2 separate regions of the Homo sapiens genome follow, and region 2 is linked to region 1. A link is a loop called in an ENCODE intact Hi-C map of the cell type or tissue named here. Cell type or tissue: dorsolateral prefrontal cortex. All regions are shown on one strand. Each heading gives the region's core, and the rest is flanking DNA. Links, peaks and the distances in the headings are about the cores only. Region 1 has its middle 8.6 kb from the start of MIR101-1. Region 2 has its middle 100 kb from the start of PDE4B.

Region 1 (5,371 bases), core at 131-5,130:
ACATGTAGATCATGTTCAGATATGCAATGGAACCTTATCAGTCCAGATGTATAAGAACTGATCTGTGACAATCCAGATCCTCCTCTGAGCTGTAATTGTATACGGCAGTTATTCTGTTTTTTGTTTGTTTTGTTGTCGTTGTTGTTTTTGGTAAACGTGTACTTTTTGCCTGATGCTAACATCTTTTCAACAGTCCTCTTTTGCCTGCTCAACCGCCAGTCTCCCAGTTCAGTGATCCCAGGAAGAATCAGAGTCTTGTCTGCCCATGATGATTTGCTTCCAGTCTGCACCAGGTTAAATCACACCTTAAACTTTATCAAACTTTTGGAGTCTAAAAGCAAAAGCAACTCACAAAGTGCAAAGGTTGGCATAACTAATTTATTCATATGAATCAGAAAGAATTTAAAGAAGAGGAACCAAATATGGTAAAACGAGGGGCGGGGCGGGGCGAGGGGGGAAGCAGTTGATTTAAAAAATTGAGAAAAGCAAAACATGTTTTGCCTGGCTTTGTAACTAAAGAAGACTGCCAAAAATGGTCTGCAGAGGTGTAAGAATCAAAAAGCATCTCCAGTGTTCTACCTTCACCAGAAACATGCAAGGAATTTCCTAGGATGGAATTATGGAAAAGATCCTCTTCAGGCCTTCATTTGCTCATTCATTGCTAGTCATGGTGCTAAATATGGGAGATATAAAATGAGTATGGCATGGCCCTGGCCTCAAAGCTTACCCTAGTGGGAGATACAGCAACTGTGCCGTACGCTGATCTGTGAAAGGCACCAGAAAATAAATGTAAAAACCATACAGTGGATGCACAAAGGGGAGAGTGGTCAACTCTGTGAGTCTAATAAAAATAATTCACAATAAGCACATAGCGATGTTCCGTGAGTCCCGTCCCCACCCCATCCTCTTATAGCCAACCCCTAAGAGAAACGACAGGTGAGCAGGGCGCAATCCAAGCTGGGCTCTAATTAAATGTGTGCCCTAGAGCAACTCCTAGCACTACTCAGAGTCTCCGTTTCTCTCCCTGTAAAAGCCAGGAACCCTGCTCAACTATGAAGTCCATTTCTGCTCTGAATTAAGAAATAGAGGAAAAAAAAAAAAACCAGAAAGGAAACTCACGAAAAACAAAAGTGAAAGTGCCTGAAGGGAACCCAGTAGTAAACAAGAGTACAAAATTCTATATCTCACCGGAAAACAGTGGCAGAGTTCCCAAATATTTTTTTTTCAGCAACTGTGAACTTCGGAAAGAATGAAATGTCTATCACTCCCTTTGAATGTGAATAAGATCAGTGTAACACGAATCCACCTTGCTCTATGCAACTGTCTTCTGAAACAATCCTCTGACCCTGAACACCACTTATTTAAATAAGCGGTTCTTAAATCAATCAATCCGTAGTGAATGGTCCATCCCCACAAAACCAATCCCCATTGAAGACCACACCAAGTTGTGCCCCACTTTGGGAAAAGGGGGAAAGCGGGGGTAGAGAAAGAGGGGAAGGATTGGAACCAACATTAGATTGTGCCTGGTGTTGCCACGCGGTTGTCATAAACAACGGCGTCGAAGCAAACTGTTTTAAAACTTAGAAAATACGGCGGCCTTTAAACTCTATTATGTCCCTGCTCATGGCAATAGTGGGACTTCTCTGAACGTAGCCCACAACGGTACAGCCGCCCGGGAGGGAAAGCGAGCTCTGGGGCGGACAGGCGAGTGAAGGCAGCCAGAGGAGGGGAGCAGGCTGACAGCTCCCCCAGCTTCCGCGGCGCGTGGGGGACCAGGACGGGCGACCGCCACAATCAGAGGGTGCGAGCTGGACCCACCGGGGCCACTGGTCTCCAGGGTGGGAGGATGGCTGCTGCCTGTCCGCTGCCGGAGCCTCCTTTCTCCCAGCAGAGGAGGGAGAGCGCGCGCACGTACACACACTCTCATACACACACGCACGCACACACATCCTTCCCTTAGAGTTGTGTCTCGTCTCCCTTTTGTTTTTCTCCCTTCCCGGTCATGAGACCCGGAAGTTTTTTTTTTTTTTTTTTTTAATCCCGTCTCTCTCCCTTTTCCAACCCCCCCGCCATCTATCACATGGCAGAGATAGAATAAAAACAGAAAAATGGCGACGGTCACGTTGTGGCGAGCCTTGCTGCGTCATTAGATAATCCTCATGCAAATAGCGGGAAGAACAAAGGAAGGGGAGCCCGGGACCCCCGGGGGCGCAGGTGGGTGTGGGGGCGGCGGCCGGGCGCGGGGGCGGCGGGGCGCGCGGGGCCGAGCGCCCGCGGGAGGCGGGCTGCGTGGGGCGTGCGGCCGCGCGAGGCTCGGGGCGCAGAGTGTGGACGTCCGAGTGCGCGCCCGTGCGCCGCCGTGGAGCGCTGGCTGCTGCGCTCCCGGCCCCGTCTCGCGGCGCGTCGGAGCCGGCCTGGGGACGCGGGAAGCCGTGGGGCGCACAGAGCGGCTCCGGCGAGGCTGGCCGCGGCGCACACGCACACGCAGCCGTGGGGCTCGGCCCGCTAGGCATCCGCACTGGGGTCTGGGGGCGGGCCAGGCGGCGCCGGGGGCCGAGGGCGCGCCACTGCCCAGCGCCTAGCGCCTGCCTTCAGCCTCCTCCGGGGACCGCACGCAGTTCGCCACCTCGGGGTAGGCGGCGGAGCGCGGGGGCGGCGGCGCGGGGCGGGCCGGGCCGGGCCTCCGCACTCCGGGACCGACTGCGAGGGTGTTGCCGGACTGGGTTTGTTGTTGTTAGCGCGTGCGTGTGTTTTTCCCGAGGGGTAGCGGGGCGACCTCGCCCATGGGCATTTCCGCGGTTTTGCGCGGCCCTCGCTGGGGTGTCAGTGGCAACGCGGGGAGCCCCGGGCGCCTGGCTCGGCCCCCGGAGGGGAGCGGCGCGGAGGGGCGGGGTGTGTGTGTAAATGTTGCGCACTCGCTTTTCCCCCGCCCCCGCCCGCGTCCAGGGTGCTGGCGTGGGTCCCTTGCCGTCCGGCGGCGACTGTAAATAGAGCCTGGATGTTGTTTACATGAAGGATCCGGCGGGAGGAGTCTAAGAGGAGGAGGCGGCGGTGCCGGAGGAGGAGGAGGAGGGAGGGAGAAGAGAGGAAGACCGGAGTCCCCGCGGCGGCGGCGGTCCGGAGAGAGGGCGAGCCCCGCGCGGCGCCGGGGACCGGGCGCTACCACGAGGCCGGGACGCTGGAGTCTGGGGTAGGAGGGAGAACGGGCACGGGGCGGGAAGAGGGGTCCGTCAGTGGCATTTTTAGCTTGCACCCTGCCACGCAGATTCTCCCCGGCCGGAGGGGAGGAGGGTGGAGGGAGGGCGGGGAAGCCTCGGTTTCTCTGCACGTTCGGGAACGCCTTCTCCCCCTTCATTCTCCCATTCCCAGTGTTTTCCCGCTTCTCCCCGGGCTCACCTGTTTATTTCCATCAGCTAGAGCTCGTGGTTTTTTAATATAGGCATGAGAGTCTGTTTCTTTTATTAGAAACATTATTGGGGAGAGGGGTGCTTTGCTGTAATTTGTGCTGGTCCAGGTCGGTTTTCAGGAAGGGGGAGGGGACTTGGCGGAGACGCCGGCTCCTGGCCGCAGCTGACCCCAGGGCTTCTCCCTGCCTTCCTGTGCGAGGAATTCTTTCCCTCACTCTGCTACCCGCACGCCAGCTGCCACCTTCCTGGAGAAAGACCACACCTGTGCTTATCCCTGCTTTGAAGGAGAGGTGAGCTGAGAAACCAGGGAATCCCCTGCTCTCCAGGGTTCTTAGTTAGTCCTCTCCGCAATCCCAGCATTGGCCAAAAATTGCTGCTTTCACCTGCTGATTTAATTTGGCATGTCTGTCCCCAGCCCCCCTTTCCCCCGGCAAGTTGTGATCTGCAGATGTTTTGGGATTTTCTCTTCCCTCTGGACCTGTCCCCCACCAACCAGCAAATAGCTCCTGGGCCTAGGTTGAGGGAGAGAGAGAAGTGACCCCCTTTGGCCAGTGCGCTGTTTTTTATTCCCCTCTGGGTCTTCTAATGGAATCTGCTGTCCCTCCGTAGCCCCCTTTATTTTCCCCTTAAGCTTAACCCAGAGCCAGGCCTAAGCAGCCTGTCTCTGGCTTTCTTTCCCCAGGCCCCACCCTGGCCCCTTTTGCTTTTCCAGCGCCAAAAAAAACGCCTCCCAAGCAGAAGACACACCCAGCCCAAGTCTAACCATTCCAAAAGGGAGGAAAACACAGAGGAAGAGCAGGGACCCAAGGGTCTCCTGTCCTGAATATTCCAACAGCGTTTCCCTCTAAAAGCCTCCTAGCTTTATAATCCCTTTATTCTGCTTACCAGTCGACCCTCCCCTCCTCTTTGCCCCTTGTTCTGTGATAGATATTTGGGGAGAGGGGTGGAGAAAGAGGTTGTCACCCTCTGTTCCTTACAGTGAGGCATTTTTCTTTTTCTCAGTCTTTTCATTTATTAGATGTTTAGCATGTAAAATATGTAAATCTGTTTGCAGGCTTATTTGAACTTGTTTTCTTGCTGGCTAAGGAATAGCTGATATTCTATAAAGGGAAGGAGGGGGGAAAAGATCAAAAGTAACACTCTGAGTTTTCCCCATTTGAGCATCCCCAGAGTTGCCAGAGAAGACCCTCCTATAAAAACCAACAGTCTCCCTTCCATGACATCACCACCTAAGCCCTTCCAACTTTAGCTTCAGAACAGGAAGAAGGCTCAAAATAGAACTACCTTAGGAATCCAGCTCCTTGAAAAGATCAACTTTTAAATCAGCTGCAGGAGGAACACAATGAACTTTGACATGGGGAGTGAGAAGGGAGAGAAGACTGTATAGTGTTCATAATTGGTTCCTTTGAGGGAGGGTTGGGGGATACTTACCGTGTATTTCAGAAAAGCTTTCCTCTAGAGTTGGGTACCTAGACCACTGAATGATAAATAGGATGGTTCAAGATTCATTTATTGAATTATTCATAAGTTTTTGTACGTCAACAATAACAAGCACGTTTCAGAATATGAATTAAAGAGGGGCCTCTCTGCAGAATCTGCTCTAGATAGAGAAGGTTGTTTCAGGAAGCTAGGAGGGCACTTGAAGACAGAGAACCTGAGGATGCAGTGACAGCTGCTGTGAGTATGTAAGTTGAGAGGCTCATAAACAATAATTGTGATAAACAATAATTGTAACTTTTGTAGGTGACTGATACCCTGGACAAAGAAGTAAGGATGTCAGGATTTTCCACCTCTACCTTGGAAATTAACTTCTTGTCTTTGAATCTCACTCAGTGTCTCCATTCAGTCCCTGAATTGAGATATGCTTTCCTCTCTGAGCTAAAATACTCAGTCTTTTGGAAGGGCTACCTAATAAACGATAATCACTGAAGTGTTGACAACTTAAAGATTGGAAGTGGAGCAGA
Region 2 (5,371 bases), core at 182-5,181, 620 kb before region 1:
TGTGTGTGTGTGTGTGTGTGTGTGTGTGTGTGAGTGTGTGTGTGTACAACTCCACCACACACACAAGCCTTTTCATTTTGCACAGGGCCTCTCAAACTACATAGCAATGAAAAGTTGTGGGGAGGGTTGTTACACACACACCCCTTTTCATTTTGCACAGGGCCTCTCAAACTATATAGCCAGTCCTATGGCTGGTCTCCCTCAGAATTGGAAATAGGTCAACCCTGGAGAGAAAAAATCCATGCAGTTGGCCCCAAGAATATCTATTCCTGCCATGGCCCAGATGTTCATGGACCCATTGCTCAAGCACTGACATGGCTAAGGATTGAAGCTGACTTGACATCTACAGGATGAGTCTTTTCATCCACCTGCTAGTTGAGAGCCACCTCAGGTACATATTAATACTGTGGATGGGAATTCAGTTATACCTTTGTGTCAATATAAGCTCTCTACATGCAAACTCACCTTTCTTTCCTGGGGAACTTTGCTGCCAGGGAATATATCAGCTAAGACTGTCAATTCATCGAAGTGTTAATGACCACAAAACTCAAAAAGGAAGAGGTCAAATATGTTCCCTTTGTTCCCAAGAAACTTAAAGACTTCTATTGACTTCTTCGCTGGAGATAAGTCATGTGCTTTCCAAGAGGTAGCCACAGCCAAGTTTCAAATAAACCCTATTATGCCTTCCTTCAATGGGTACAATCTTGACTGACATTTACATAAGTAAGAGAGACAAGTGACCCCTCCCAGAGCAATCTCTGTTCCTAACGGTGCCTTCCATCTGTACCCCTGGAGATATTAGAACTGGAAACCTTTAAATGGCGTCTTTTCTTGCATAAAATAAAGAGCCCTCAGCTAGAAGCATCCCGTTACAAGATCACCAAGGTATGATAAGCCATGCTATAGAGTGTATTTCATTCCAAGAGGAGAATCAGAACTGAACAGTTTTAAGTAGAGGAGAGACTTTGATTAGATTTTTATTTGGGGGAAAATAACTGCTGTGTGGAAGTTGATGTTTAGAACAGCATCATTGGAAGGTAAGATGCCTTTGAGGAAGCTGTTGGAAATTATAGTGGGCCAGACTAGAGTTGTGACAGTAATGATAGAAATACGTAAATTGAATGAAGAGATTTAATCTAGTGGACTTATTTGTATATGGGACATGAGGGAGAAGCAGGGGTCAACACGGACACCCAGCTTTTCAAGTTCGACAAGGATGAATGCTAGAGTTAGCCACTTACACTAGGAACACAGAGGGAGAGAAGGGTTGGTGGGAAACACAGATGATTATCAACTTTTTGGGATGCCTTGGGTATGATGCAGATCTGGATTGAAACCGGGTCTCCCTCCATCACAGTCCAGGCCCTCTAATGCAACATAGGGAGCACTCCCATGGAGATGTCCAGAGGACAGCTGGATGAATGGGCCTGGGACTGAGGAGAACTGTCTGGCTGAGACATGAATCTGTGCATCATCAGAAAATGGATAACACCTAAAGCTATGGAAACGGAGGAGCTCTTCCAGGGAAATTGCGTAGATTGGAGAAATAAAAAGGCATGTATCTGGCCCCAGGAAACACCAGAATAAAGGCGGATGAGTCTCCATAGGAGGCTAAGAAAGAGTAGCCTGAGAGGTATGGAGACCATGAGAGTCTTACTTCAGAGAAACCAAGATGACATAAGATTTAAAGGAAGAAAGCGTTGTCAACAGAGTCAAATGCTGCCAAATGAAGAAATAAGAACTGCAGCAAGGAGCCACTTTTCAGTTTAAATGCCTTCAAAGACTCGTGTTTCTTTATTGAGCAATATTCATGAGCATGATATCTGGGTCAGAGTTCACTCAGGGATACAGAACACATTATGTTTGTTAAAGAGAAGGCATTTGGTGCAAGGAATGGGTCACACGAGTGCTGGAAGGCTGGAAGAACAAGAGGGCCCACTGCAATGGCCTAGAGAACAAGAACTGCAGGAAGCAACTGCAACTCCTAGGAGTGAGGAATCCAAAAGGGAGAGATGGTGTTTCCAGAATGAAGAGCTGGGGAGAAGTTCCAGGGGCCTGGAGCTCAGACTTCTTGGAGGAAGCTCTGGAAAGCTGGTGCTCAGACCACTGAGGAAGAAGAATCCAGCCAGGGCTTGGATTACGAAGGGATTTTAAAGCCCATCTGGTGAAGGACAATAGCATGGCCTGTTCACTGACTGCCAAAGAAGGGCGACCCAGCTGCTGCTGGCAACTTAGGGACATGGAGAGGCTGGAGCCAACTGTCTGTGGCTCTAGAGAAACAAGGACAGGAATAGAAAAACAGGAAGTCCATTTCCCCCTTCTCTCACTTCTCAGCCACTTTCTAGTGCCTCACATTGGCAAAACCTAAGGAAAGCAGCTAGCAAAGGAGTTCAGGAAATGCGATTTGCAAAGTCCCAGGCCCAGTTGCCGAGAGATAACAGATTTTTAAGTGCCAGCATGTAAGACCCTATCCAATCTGCCCCATAAAACAAAGTAGCTTGAGCCATGAAATTCAGCATTACTATCCACCAGACATAAAAACATGAGCAAGTTACATGCATCTAAGCTGCTATTTCCTCTCCTATGAAACAAGAATTCAATAGTACATGTCTTCTATTGCACAACATACTCGATCCTGAAAAATCTCACATTCTACAAAATCACACTAAAAATAAAGGACTAAAGGGAAAAAAATGAAATTGAGCATATCTCTCAAAAGCTGTGAAACTTTGCAACCAGACAGAAAAACAATAGCTGGAATCTCTGGAGATAACTTGGACGATCCAGGCAGGCTGCTCAGCACAGTTGAAGGCTGCTCAGCACAGTTGAAGGCTGCTCAGCACAGTTGAAGGCTGCTCAGCACAGTTGAAGGCTGCTTCAGGGGCTATCAAAAAAGCTCAGAGTTATAGAGAGGAGATGGTATCATGTAGGCACTAAGAAAATGCAGATAGAAGTGGAGCTCTGAACCAGAGGGGCTGCAGTGAATGTAGACAGAGGGGGACATGGACCTGCCGAGAGCCAGGATCTTGCGTAAAGCTGGCTTCTCTAGAGAGGGAGCCCCATGGCAGACTCTCATTTTTAGTTTTCTTAAAATAGAGCAGTAAGGGCCCTGAGTCTAAGCCACAGTTGAGCTGAGGGCTTTCTTATTTCCTGCTGAACGTTCTGATTTTATTCCTGCTTTTCTAATTCCCCTAGCCTTGCGGGGTGGGGTGGGGAGACTATCTGAACCAACCCAACTTCATTATACTGAAATCATTCCCTTATTTTCCAATCAAGTATAAGCTAACTGTTGTTACAGAAGCATACATTGTAGCAGAACAAACCTTACCCATATTAGTGTTTCCTGAGAAGTAAACATGAAAACCCATGAAAAGTGCTAAGCAGAATACAAGGAAGAAATTTATGTTTGTGCTGTTGTTCTTATGCCCCCTGCATCTTCTTCCACTGCTTCCTCACATGCAGCCTAAACTATGTGAAGTAGCACCTGGCATGTATTCTTGCAATTTCATGCAACTGCTTGGTTGCCTCTCCTAAAATGTCTACCAGTCTCCTAGCCTCGATTTCTACCCTCAAGGTGTCTGGTTAATTCCTATTCCTTCTCTGCCTTAGCCTAAAGAAGCCTCTGACCCTCTCTGTCCTAGACTCCTAGAGAGCCTTCGTCATCCCTCTACAGCACTTACACCACTGCTGACTGTGTCTCCAACAGGAGGTGGGGCTACTGGAGCGCAAGCACTGCATCCGATTCTCATGTCTATAGCCTCAGTGTCAACTACAGTGCCTGGAACCACCAAGTTTGGCTGTTGACAACGTTATCCCACAGGGAATAGTCAATGATAACCTGGGATTAGACTGCAGAAGGGTTTATACACCTACTTTTAGAATTCAAGTATTATTTGGTCAATACCAGAGAACTCGCAAATGTTTTTAAAAAGGCAGTCAAAACTGGCCCTCGGATGAATGAATGCAGCATCTCTAGGTCAGATGGACTGGATGAGGGCAGACTGGGGGTGTGAAACCTCAGAAGGCTCATGCTGTGAGCAGAGCAGAGGTGATGGGGGTAAAACAGGGAGCCCATAGAGGGAAGGAGGGGAGAAGGGAGGGCCTCAGATGGAAGCTTCAGAACTTGGCAATTGATAAGATGGGGAGAAGACTCCACAGCAACTCTCATATTTTATGCTTAGGATTCTGGAAGAATATTCACCCTCTTTCAAAATGGGAATAGGGGAAGAAAAAGCTTATTGGGAGTGAGAACTTGAGCGTGATTTTGCTCATCTGGTATTTCACTTGGTAAGGTAGAGACCCAAGTTTTAGTCCCTCTCAGCCCAAGTTAAGCTGTTGGTTAGTAAGTCTTTTTGTTTGTTTGTTTTGTTTTTTGTGATAGAGTCTCGCTCTGTCACCCAGGCTGGAGTATAGTGGTGCGAGCTCGGCTCACTGCAACCTTCGCCTCCTAAGTTGAAGCAATTCTCCTGCCTCAGCCTCCTAAGTAGCTGGGATTATAGGTGTGTGCCACCATGCCTGGCTAATTTTTGTATTTTTACTACAGAAGAGGTTTCACCATTATAGCCAGGCTGGTCTCGAACTCCTGGCCTCAAGTGATCTGCCCACCTCAGCGTCCCAAAGCGCTAGGATTACAGGAGTGAGCCACCACTCCTGGCTGGTTAATAAGTTTTAAATGTCAGTGTGCACAAATCTTTCCAGTGGCAAGAAAAAAAAAAGCAACAACAACAAAACCACACCTCTGTGTTCCTCCTCCTTTTCTCCTTTGACTTAATACTGAACAAACAATGTCGGTTTCTAGCCACTTGCTTGTCAAAATTTTGTGTGGTGGTAGAAAGAGAGATTGGAATGAGGACAAGACAATTACCATGATAGGGGAGGACTAGGACAGAAGTAGTGGCCAGAGATGAAGGGTGATGCAGGATTAAGGATGAATAAGAACAACAGCCAGTGCCAGATCTCTGGACTCCAGCACCAGCCATATGTCATCCCAGCCAAGTGAGTGACGACATCAGAGAAGCCAAATAGCCCTGTCCTCTATCTTCAAACTGCTGGGGTGAGCGAGCTGCAAGAATAAAACAGAGCTGACCTTTCTTTTCTGTTTCCCATCTCCTGCCTTGGAGATTCTGGTCCATTCTACTTACAACCAAAAGTCCCAGATGTATACAGCCAGAGTCTCTGATTAAGAGACACTCTTTCTTTTTTTAATTTAAAAGATACTAAGTAATAAATATTCACCATTTAAAAAAAAACTATAAAATGCAGATAAGGAAAAGCACTAATCACCTTCAGATAACTACTGTTGGTATTTAGCCTTTCATCACAAATTTTATATTCTTTACATTCTTTGTATATGTGTGACTATGTGCACACA

The links. A loop is a pair of places that touch in the nucleus more often than their neighbours do. Peaks named below come from ENCODE experiments on the same cell type or tissue, not always from the same donor. Only the 100,000 strongest peaks of a DNase experiment are listed, where the experiment ranks them.
Region 2: a loop joins it to region 1, with 4 times the contacts of the local background. A loop is called at or near these places in 54 of 110 quality-filtered maps.

The regions. Positions count from the first base shown.
Region 1 is chr1:65,064,447-65,069,817 of GRCh38, reverse strand. It overlaps a transcript of JAK1 not described here. Among named protein-coding and RNA genes, the nearest start is that of MIR101-1, 8.6 kb to the right of the region's middle. RefSeq lists a silencer at 2,344-2,943. In dorsolateral prefrontal cortex, for the core only: no CTCF peak of the experiment used is centred there; DNase peaks (open chromatin) are centred at 2,007, 2,957 and 3,557; H3K4me3 peaks cover 4,707 bases; H3K27ac peaks cover 4,963 bases.
Region 2 is chr1:65,688,595-65,693,965 of GRCh38, reverse strand. No RefSeq gene overlaps it. Among named protein-coding and RNA genes, the nearest start is that of PDE4B, 100 kb to the left of the region's middle. In dorsolateral prefrontal cortex, for the core only: no CTCF peak of the experiment used is centred there; a DNase peak (open chromatin) is centred at 2,215; H3K4me3 peaks cover 654 bases; H3K27ac peaks cover 2,359 bases.